2 separate regions of the Mus musculus genome follow, and region 1 is linked to region 2. Evidence: chromatin loops called from intact Hi-C (ENCODE). Cell type or tissue: left cerebral cortex. All regions are shown on one strand.

The links. Peaks named below come from ENCODE experiments on the same cell type or tissue, not always from the same donor. Only the 100,000 strongest peaks of a DNase experiment are listed, where the experiment ranks them.
Region 1: it touches region 2 in a loop (4-fold over the local background); 2 of 42 quality-filtered maps call a loop at or near these places.

Annotation. Positions count from the first base shown.
Region 1 is chr1:105,944,772-105,949,771 of GRCm38, reverse strand. Gm26214 (a small nuclear RNA gene) reads right to left here and starts at 4,216; the gene lies at 4,112-4,216. In left cerebral cortex, a CTCF peak has its summit at 2,333; DNase peaks (open chromatin) are centred at 1,825, 2,478, 4,415 and 4,603; H3K27ac peaks cover 1,144 bases.
Region 2 is chr1:105,777,643-105,782,642 of GRCm38, reverse strand. Tnfrsf11a (tumor necrosis factor receptor superfamily, member 11a, NFKB activator) reads right to left here and starts at 1,920. Exons shown (of 10, transcript NM_009399.3): 1 at 1,814-1,920. The coding sequence starts at 1,891. In left cerebral cortex, a CTCF peak has its summit at 2,038 (motif pointing right); DNase peaks (open chromatin) are centred at 724, 1,313, 2,016 and 2,324; H3K4me3 peaks cover 2,024 bases; H3K27ac peaks cover 875 bases.

The DNA of each region.
Region 1 (5,000 bases), 170 kb before region 2:
GAAAATAAATTTAACTTCCCATTAATACAACATGCTCATGCTTTGAAAATATATAATGTATTTCAATTATACTCTCCCTAAGATGTTCAGCAGGCAAAGTTATAGTTTTGTGTGTCAGTAAATTCACTCATTAATTTTACAAATACCCACTAAATGCTTCTTTGGGGGCCAGAACAATTTTGGTGCTAAGGGCACAGCAATGAAATAGATGGATTCCTTTGGTATAAAACTTAATGGTGCATCTTGTTTTAAAACTGTCACAGAAAAAGCTTTAGTAGAATACATTAAATATGTTTCAATAAATTCTACAAATGAAGAGTAGTAAAAATATTTTTAAATTACAGTGCAATAAACTTTAAAATTAAATACAAGCTAGAGTACTATTTGTGCAACTTCTTTTTTTTTTTCTGCTAAAAGAAACACATTTCCTTCAGTGAAGATATCTCTTTTGTTGTAATTTTATTTATTGTCTTAAACTTTGTATTGGTTCTTTGTGAGTTTCCCATCACGCACCCCCACCCAGCTCATCTCCACACCCCCTCATATGAGCTCTCCAGCACTGTTCCAGCTAGGAAACCCAATGCTGGCATCAGCTGGCATTGCTGCCTTCTGCTGATCTCCTCTCTCATGCCCTTGGGGGGTAACTTTTTCATGCCCACCCCTCCAGAGCCAGCTCCATTGTGCTTCTCAGTCAAGGTGAGGGCCCCACTCTCCCAAGGGCTGCAGCCTGTGAGGGGCTGGACCGGCTCTCTCAGGCTCTCACACCTTTGGGGCTGGCTCACCCATGCCTTTACCATGAGGGCTGTGTTGCCCAGGTGAGGCAGGGCTAGCTGTCCTGCTCTCATGCCTCCAAGGCCAGCTCTCCTGACTACTGCAGGTAGTGAGGGGGTGATGTGGAGGACATCATCCCCACACCCGTGCCACCTCATGCCAGATGAGTGGTGAGGCCAGCTCTCCCAGTGCCCTTGGAGCTGGCTCACTTGTGCTCTCTCCACCAGGTCCAGCTCTACTGTGCTGCCCAGATGAGGTACAGCGTCTGCTCTCCTGAGTGCTGTAGCTGGTGATGGACAGGGTTAGCTCTCCTGAGCCCATGACTCCGTGGGGAGCTTTCCCAACTACCAGAGGTGGCAGGGTGTGGGATGAAGGGCATCAACCTCTGTGCCCGTGCCATCCCATGGCAGATGGGTGGCAGGGTCAGCACTCCCACACTGCTCCCACCAGGGCTAGCTCCACTGTGCTGCCTCGGTGAGGTGCAGGGCCCACTCTCCCAACCGAGTGTTCCCACCAGTGAGAGGTGGGGCCAGCTTTCCCCAAACACTGCATCCAGTGAGGGACAAGGAGAATTTATGCACAGCCCCTAGCCATCCACAGGTCCCTGTGACTGCCTCAAACAGGGATGTGCCCATCTTCTGTCGTGGTAATATGAGCCATAGACATCAACATCAACTCATGCTGCTGCAGAGCCACAGACCCAGACTTGGCTCTCAGTGACAACTCCAGCGGGGACCTCACCATGACTCCAGGTGACCAGGCTGGCCACTCACAACAGGCTACTCCTCTCTACCCTCAAGTCTCCAGATCCATCTCTCTTCATAATGCTCAAGCTGCCCCACAGATGGGACTTTCTCTCCATCTGCCCACCGCATGCTCACACATTGTGGTGGCTCCTGCTGCAGGTTGGCCGTGCGGTTGGTGGCCCCTGGGTGACATCCTCTATCCATGCTGTGTGTTGTGTGCTGTGTGTTGCAGCAGAAAGCAGGTATCTATGGCCTGCCTGTGCCATGTGCTGGAGGGCAGGTTTGTGGGTGGTAGGTATGGTCGCCCACAGGTGTTTGTCTTCCTTCTCCTGTGCAGCGCTGCCTCAATTTAATTTAATTTGATTTTTCTAAAGCCTAGGCATAAAGCAACTTTAGCCTTCAAGCCAGGCATCAAGTCAGGATGAACAAAAAAACTGCCATCTGCTCTGCCCATGACTGATATAAGAACACCCCACAAACAAGGTGTTTGTCCATTGCCAGGGGTATGGGGGTGGTGGCCGGGAGGACTGGGGCACCACACCCAGACTAACTGCTAACATGGGGGTGGGGAGGCAGGGGTGAAGAGGGGGCCACCACTTGTTTCTTTTACATCATAGTTCAAAGTCACAGTCTCTTCACCTGCAAACCACCTCCTCACTCCTGTCCTTTACGTTTGATTTGTCCTATGTCCCACCTACGGGGCTCTAAAGTTGATCATCTGTAGGAACAGACACAGCACCGGTGTCCTGAGGTACCTGTGGTTGGGAGTCCTGTTAAGACCTTACCAGGCCTTCCCCTCTGTTTTCTTTGTAGCTAGGGGGAGCTTTCCTAGTCCTGAGTCATTTGTTGTTCCTTTCCCTTGATAGCCTGAGGCATATTTGCTAGGCAAGTGTGACATAGCTGCCAATTTTGTCTCCACACTCTGGCTTCGGCCTGTTAACTCAGGCAGCTGCTGCAGTTCTGCTTGCGCCAGATCTTCCTTCCCCCTGATTTCTACATCTCCAACAAATCCAGCCAGCCGGTGCAAGGAAAGGTTATATTTATCTGTGAGACACGCAGTAAGACAGGCAGAGTAAAAGAAGATGAAAAGCATATTTTGAACATACAGAGATTTTAAAAGTAGGTGCAATAATAAAATAAGAAGGAATTAACTACCAAATAGCCGAGTCCTACAGTGTGGGAGAATGTATGATTCTCTGCTTTATGAATAGTAGCCCCTCCCCACCAATCCCTCAACTCTGCTTTGGAACACTCTTACTGTGTGGTAGGTAGTGCTCTACATGGCTTGTTCTTAGTGTATATCTCTATCTTCAGCACTCAACACGTTGCTCAGAAAACAATTGGTGCTCAATGAGAGCTTATTAATAGGCAACAGGGCTCAATACGAGCTTATTAGTTGTAGCGGGAGTTTTTTGTTACACTGCTTTGGCTCCCGGCAGGTCTCACGCACACCCCTGCCCAGGAGCTATTTTTGGATCTGCGAATGAAACACACACACACACACACACACACACACACACACACACATACACAAAAGCTTATTTTTAACATGGCTTATTAGCTCAGTGGCTGGGCACTTGTAAGCCTTCCGAGGCTAGCATGTCCTTCCCTCTGGTACTCCTGGCTCAACATCTTTTAAATCTACTTTAACTTTGCTGCCCTGTTACCTTCTGCGAAGCCCACTGGTCTTTGCTGCCCAAGACGCTTCTGGGCGGCCCTTTTGGAGGCTGCTTTACTCCTACATTTCAGATGATTTTCCGTCTGCAGCTCTAAGTCTGTTGCTTGTGTCTCTCCTGGGTCAGCACAATTCTAGCTTTCTCCTCCTCCTCCTCCTCCTCCTGCGTCTTACCCCGCACAACTCTAAGGGTCCTGTCCTGTGCCCCTTTGCCCAGCCATTGGCTGTACCACAATCAAATCCAGCCTGGGGGCAGGCTTCTTTTAGCCTGTGTGTAGGACACTGCAACGTGTTTGTTGTTGTTGTTGTTGTTTTGGGGAGGGGGGGTAGTGGTAACACAATTTGCAAGAGAACACCAACCGCTACAATTAGTAGAATGGAACAGGAAATTATTTCTGAAAGATGACAGAGAAAGAGTGAATTGGAATTTTGAAAAATTAAGGAGACAGTGCAGAGAGGTTCCCGAGGTGGTCTCCTGTAGCCATAATGTCATATTTTGCCTCTGACTTTTGGGAAAACTATTGAATCTAGCACATTAATGGAGTGGGTGCTCAGTGGAGCTGGGATGAGAATTCTTTTTTTTTTTTTTTCCATTTTTTATTAGGTATTTAGCTCATTTACATTTCCAATGCTATACCAAAAGTCCCCCATATCCACCCACCCCCACTCCCCTGCCCACCCACTCCCCCTTTTTGGCCCTGGTGTTCCCCTGTACTGGGGCATATAAAGTTTGCAAGTCCAATGGGCCTCTCTTTCCAGTGATGGCCGACTAGGCCTGGGATGAGAATTCTGATGGTGAATTTTAGAGCAGTGTTCTTCACTCACACATCCTTTTATGCTATAAGAATGAATGCAAGTTCAATTGATCACCAAATGCTTTTGAATTACCAGCAATTGTCTTGGTGATTTTTTTTTTTTTTTAAATATAAACCACTTCCCAGATATGCGGGTCAGTCTTGCGCAGAGGCCATGCTAATGCTCTCAATAGCGCTCCAACGTTAGCATGTGAGCTGTTGAAGCAAGCATGTTCTAAACAGAATAAACATAAACAGTAAGGACTGCATCACCGTCCATCATCAAACAGGGAAGAAACACTGTCAGCATTTCAGAGACCAGTGCTCCTTCAGCAGCCGTGAGAAAGCCTATGAAGTGCGCAGACAATGAGCTGTGGTATTCTGGTTTTGCCACAATTAGCAGAACACGTCAGTACAAGATTTCCCAAAGGGTTAGTATCCCGTTGATGTGGAGAAAGACTGAATTCAAGATTTTTATATCTCTTGAAACAGATGGTTATACTTTAAACTTCACAAAATATGGGTGGTGGCGGCGGGGGTGGGGGAGGCAATCAAAAAACCTGAAAGTCCCAGTTTCTTGTTTTCCAGGCCAAAGCCTGAAGGATGACTGTATAAATAGTTCTAAGACGCTCATCTATTTTTCTTCCTTCCTGGAGATAATCTGCAGAGTGTCTGCCTGGACACATCTAATGGTTTAGCCAGATGGCATTTCCAGATCATTTTTTCTAGAAGCCCAAGATCTCATCAGATACAATGGCGTGATTTCAAGCTGGTGCAGGAAAGCAGTATAAAAGCCATGGAATGAACCAGGGAGTGAGGAAAGATAAGTTGCAGGAAACGTATTTAATTTTAAAAGCAACAGTTGAGGGCAAGACTAGAAAAATTCTGTGTGTATTGAATCTGCCACAACTCTTACACAGCACTGCCCTGAGCCTGTCTTAAACACCATCAGCGTATCTCAGTGGCTCTACATGCCACTCAAGGGCCTAAACGCCTTTCATAGCTGGAACTGTT
Region 2 (5,000 bases):
AGGTGGAGGATGTAGCTTAGTGGTGAGATGCTGGTCTTCGCAGACCAGCCCCTGGTCCTCGCAGACCAGCCCCTGGTCCCATACCCAGCACAGCCAAGAACACACCCAGCACATGCCTGCACACAGACATACATACAAAATAGGAGAACTGCCAGCTAGTTCCAAACGCTATGCTAGTCTGTTATTAGAATCAAATGTGGGTACGTTTTTCCCTCTCACTGTGTGGTCAGGCAGGTTTTCTGAGGCAGCTAGCTATTGATAGAGACCCGGTTTTTTAGTTTTTGTTTTTGTTTTTGTTTTTGTTTTTAAAGGTAGCTCCCTGTCCGACCTGTTGATCACTTCATTAAGCAAGCAACATTTGAAGTGCTTCAAATGGTCGATTCTGTTAGGTCCTCGCGCCTTGCCCTCCCTCACCCACTCTAAGAGACCCAATTTGCTGGCAATGAAGTAGAGCGAGTCTTTTTACTGTGCAGCTCCAATTTTTAAGTACATTTGCACTATTTCTGTCCTGGTGTCAGCTAAGCTGCCTTTCTCTTCTCTCCTTACCTCAAACACAGCCAGGTCACCTAGGGCAGTGACATTCACAGAAGCCAAAGACTGTTTTAACAGGAGAAAGGAGAATCTAAAACTGCTGAGCCAAGAAACCTCGCTGACATTTTCCCTTCCCGCAGAGGAACCCCCAAGCGCACATGATGTTTAGCAGGCTTCCCTTCATTGAACAGCTCAGTCTACCCGGACAGAAGTGAACATTTGGCTTGGTGCTTGGGGTGGCTGCCACACTGAGTAACACGGTGGTAAAGAAATCACTCCCGGGAACCGCAGTGAGACTCCTCAGTTGCCAGCAGACCAGCAACTGGGATCCAAGCTCTTTATCAAGCACTAGCGACTCCAGAGGGACCCTAACGCGGGATTCAGGGATCTGGGAGCTCTTCCTGCAGGGACTTAGGCTGCAGGGAGGAGATTCTCCACACTGACTTTTGCCTCCTCCTCTAGGCTGCTGATGGTGCCTGAAGAGCTGCCAGAAAAGCCCTGGTCCCCAAGTACTATGCATTCTAGTTACATCCTGTCCATCACCATTGGGCCCAGACCCATCCCAGGTGGAGGCAGGGATTGCAAGGCTTGTTCTTGGCATCAGTAATAGCTCGAGGCACATCACTACCCTAGTTTCTGCCATTGCAAAGACATATTTCATCCTAACATGGTCAAAGGTTTCTAAGCACAAGCAACTCCTGCCGATCCATGAACTGTTTGTGGGGCGGAGGGAGAAAAGGGAACATACGAAAAGGAAAGCTTGTCAGCTTGGCCAAAGAAACTTCCAACTCTCATCCAGGACATCTCTCCTACACTTCTCCGCCTTCGCAGTGGGGCAGATGGAGAGAAAACTAAAATAGGGAAGGGTGTGAAGACCAAGTCAGGGACCCTGCACTCCCAGGGACCCACGCGGATTGAAAGCACGCCCCCAAGGGTAGCAGGTTTTAGGAAGGAATCACTAACCTGGTCTGTACATACAATCTTACTGAGGGTCGCAGAGGTCCGCGTTAGCTACAGATGGGAAGAGCCTACTAGGTGCACCCGGAGAAACAAGGTAGCACCCAAGCTCCGTGCTCCACAGATCCCGTGGCCCAGGTTCCGGCTTCTGCAAACCTCAGCTTTCCAAGCCGCAGCACCCTCCCAGTCGCCGTCCCTTAGATCCACGCACCAGCTGGGGTCTCCATCCGGATACCCCGAGTTTCACCTGGTGCTCGTGAGGCTGGGGCGCGCCAGAGGACCTCGACCCTGGGGGACCACAGGCGACAGCGGTGCGGATCCTTACCTGCAGTGGAACGAGCAGCACGCAGAGCGCCAGCAGCGGCGCGGGCAGCTGGCGGCGCCGCCGGGCGCGCGGGGCCATGGCGCGGTGCGGGCGGGCTGGGCGCGCGGCCTCTGTGGACCGGCGGTCGCCGCCGCCCTCCGCCCGCCTCGTCCCGCCCCGTGCGCCCGGCTCCGCCCGGCACCTGCCCCCGCGCCGCCGACCAGCTCCGCCAGGGGGTGCCCGAGCGTGGGCTGCCGTGACGCGGGACAGAGATGGTTTTGGCATTCCACGAGTGCTTCAGACCCGCGCGGAGTCCTGTCCGAGTGTCCCCAGGCTCTGAGCTCTCTGGGTGCAGCACCTGCGTGCAGGCGCTAGATAGCCCTGCCAAGGTTGTCCTTCGCCTTCAGTGGACCCTGCCTTGTCGCCACTGTGGACCCTGCCTGCACAAGGTGCACCCCTGTTGGGGTTTCCTTAACTGTAACTAAAGAATCTACACAATGTAGTGTCCACGGCTCCCCCAAACCTCCTTTACCCAGCCCTATACTTCCCCTCATTCTGGCCGCCTCCAACAACCGCTTCCTCTTGGCTGTTCTCCGAGTCACCGCACCTGTCTCTGCCCTTCACCCCCTCTGTAACACTCATAGCAAGCTTTCCAGGTAGGTAGAAACTTGCCACCATGCTTAACGAAGCCCTTCACCCGAACCGCTAGGTCACCTACCTTACCTCTTCTAATACAGAACTAGTTTAAAGTCAGGAATAAGCGATCCTGTCGTATTAGTTAAGGGATTCTCATTACTGGCTTCTGGGTTTGTCTTTTTCCAAATTTCAGGTCAGTGTTGGTTACACAATGGTACATACAGCCTTGCCTCTGTGTAGTAACAGTAAGAGGAAGAGCTTTGTCTCCCAGTCAACAGAAACACAGTGTTTTCAATTCCTTGAGTGCCAGAACCGTCTCTGCCAGCTTTCTGACCTCCATGTTAATGGTTTTTCCGTCTAATTCTGAGAAACTATGGAGTTTTCTAACAAGGAAGACTGGATTTGTCTATTATTTCTTTGAATTCTGTCAGTTTTTCTCATCCTTGAAACTCCCTTGAGACATAGCGATTTATGTCTTCTCGGTACATTGACCTTTTATCATCACAACATGCCCTTCTTGATCAACATAAAATTTCACATTCTGGTCTACTTTACATTTATGTGTAGCCATGTCACCTTTCTTATGAATGCTATGTAAGTAGTATATCTGATTCTTTCCCATGCAAGACTGTTTAAAGTGGCAGCATACATTTTAGACTGTTCCTGCCTTCCTATTGGAGCGTGCACATTTAGTGATCGTCACATACGGTGAATTGAAGTCTATTACCTTTCTGATTTTTTCTGTTTGTTGAATCTTTAGTCCACTTTTATTATTGACTTCCTTTGTGTTTCTCTAAAACAATTTTGGAAACAGTATTTTATTTCATGCATTGCAATACAATTTTGTGTTAAATAAAATACTACAGTAGAACTCTTTGATTTAAAATGATATTATTTTTAAAACAGTAAAGTGGGAAAATTTTCAGGTTACAAAACCCTTTCCTGGAAAACAGTCCTTTGGATTACTTCTAAGATTCCATTTTGTCACCCATCATTAGCCTGCTTCATACATATCCTTGTTTGCGTGTGTGTGTGTGTGTGTGTGTGTGTGTGTGTGTGTGTTCATGTGCACGTTGTAGGCCTGAGGCCAATGCTGAGTATCTTCCTTAATTACTTCTCCTTCTCAATACAGAATCGTTCACAAAACCTAGAGACCTTACCAATTCTGCTAGATTGGCTGGCTAAGGGAACCCCAGGGATCCTTGTATCTCCTCAAAATACTTGCTTGACTTTTAAATTCTTGGCTGTCCAGCCTGATTGGTTTACTACCCAGTTGCTTTTATGTTTTCTGGAAACTAAACTGTGTGTGTTGCCTTAAAAAGTTAAAAATCATTTGGAGAAGCAAGTCCATGTCTAAGAATTTAACATATTGACACACTGAGGGAATGCACAAAACTGTTTATTTCAGCATTTTGATAAAAATCACACAACGAAAAAAAATGTGTATTTCAGTAGAGAAAAGTTTGCTTTTCATGGTTTGTAATATTTAAAACCCCTACATGTTTGTTGAAAAGATGTTCACATAGTAAATGAGAGAAGCAACTTACTGCTCGATTTCACATTTGTAAACAAGCACAGCAGCCTCATGGGGTTTACTTGAAGCAGTTGAAGATCGTTTCTAGGAAGTCCACAGCGGCAAGTGCTGAAGCTCGCAGTGAGTACCCCCACTGCAGCCTGGAGAAGAGCTCTGCAGCTCAGACAGAGGTACAGAGAGGCTCAGGACTCTAGGCAACAAACAGAAGTGAATTTTCAGTAGCAGCCGAGTTGCACAGTGGGGAAAAGAGAAAGTTAGAACTTTATTTTTTGATGGTTTAAAAGTGCAGATGCTCCCTGATTAATGACATGGCTACATGAAGATGAACCCACAAGTTGAAATAATCCAGCCCAGATGCCACAGGTCAGAACACAGGACTCTGCAGATTGCTGGCTGCTTCCCTTCTTGCTCCCAGCTGAGTGGGAGCTGTGGTTCAGCTACTGCCTAGCACCAGGGCAGGATTGTGCACTCTGAGTCAGGAGGAGGAAGAGGAAGAGGAAGAGGAGGAGGAGGAGGAGGAGGAGGAGGAGGAGGAGGAGGAGGAGGAGGAGGAGGATCCAACATTCTCACAGTGCTTGTGATGGATGCTATTATTCTTGGGCCGTGCCAAAGCTGAAAAAGATGGAGTTTATTCTCCTGACTATTATAAGTCAGCGACCAACTGAACTTTCACTGAGGGCAAAGTTCTTTTATAATTTTTAAAAACAATTTTTAATCTTACAGGAATATGTATATGCTTGCTAAGTTTTTTCTGTAACACATGTGTACAAGTGCTAATATAGTCCACAAGATGGGACCAGAGCTAGATCCCTGGGAACTGGAGTTACAGGTGGTTGTTAGCTGCCTGGTGTGGCTGCTAAGAACTCAACCAGGTTCCTCTGCATGACCAGTAACTCTTCTGAACTGCTGCGCCACATCTCCAGCCCTTGCAATTTGCATTTTTAGACACAGTCTCATAATGTAGTCCTGGCTAGCTCTGAATTCAAAATGTAAAACAGGCAGGCTTCAAAATTGCAGGGATTTGCTTGCCCCTGCCTC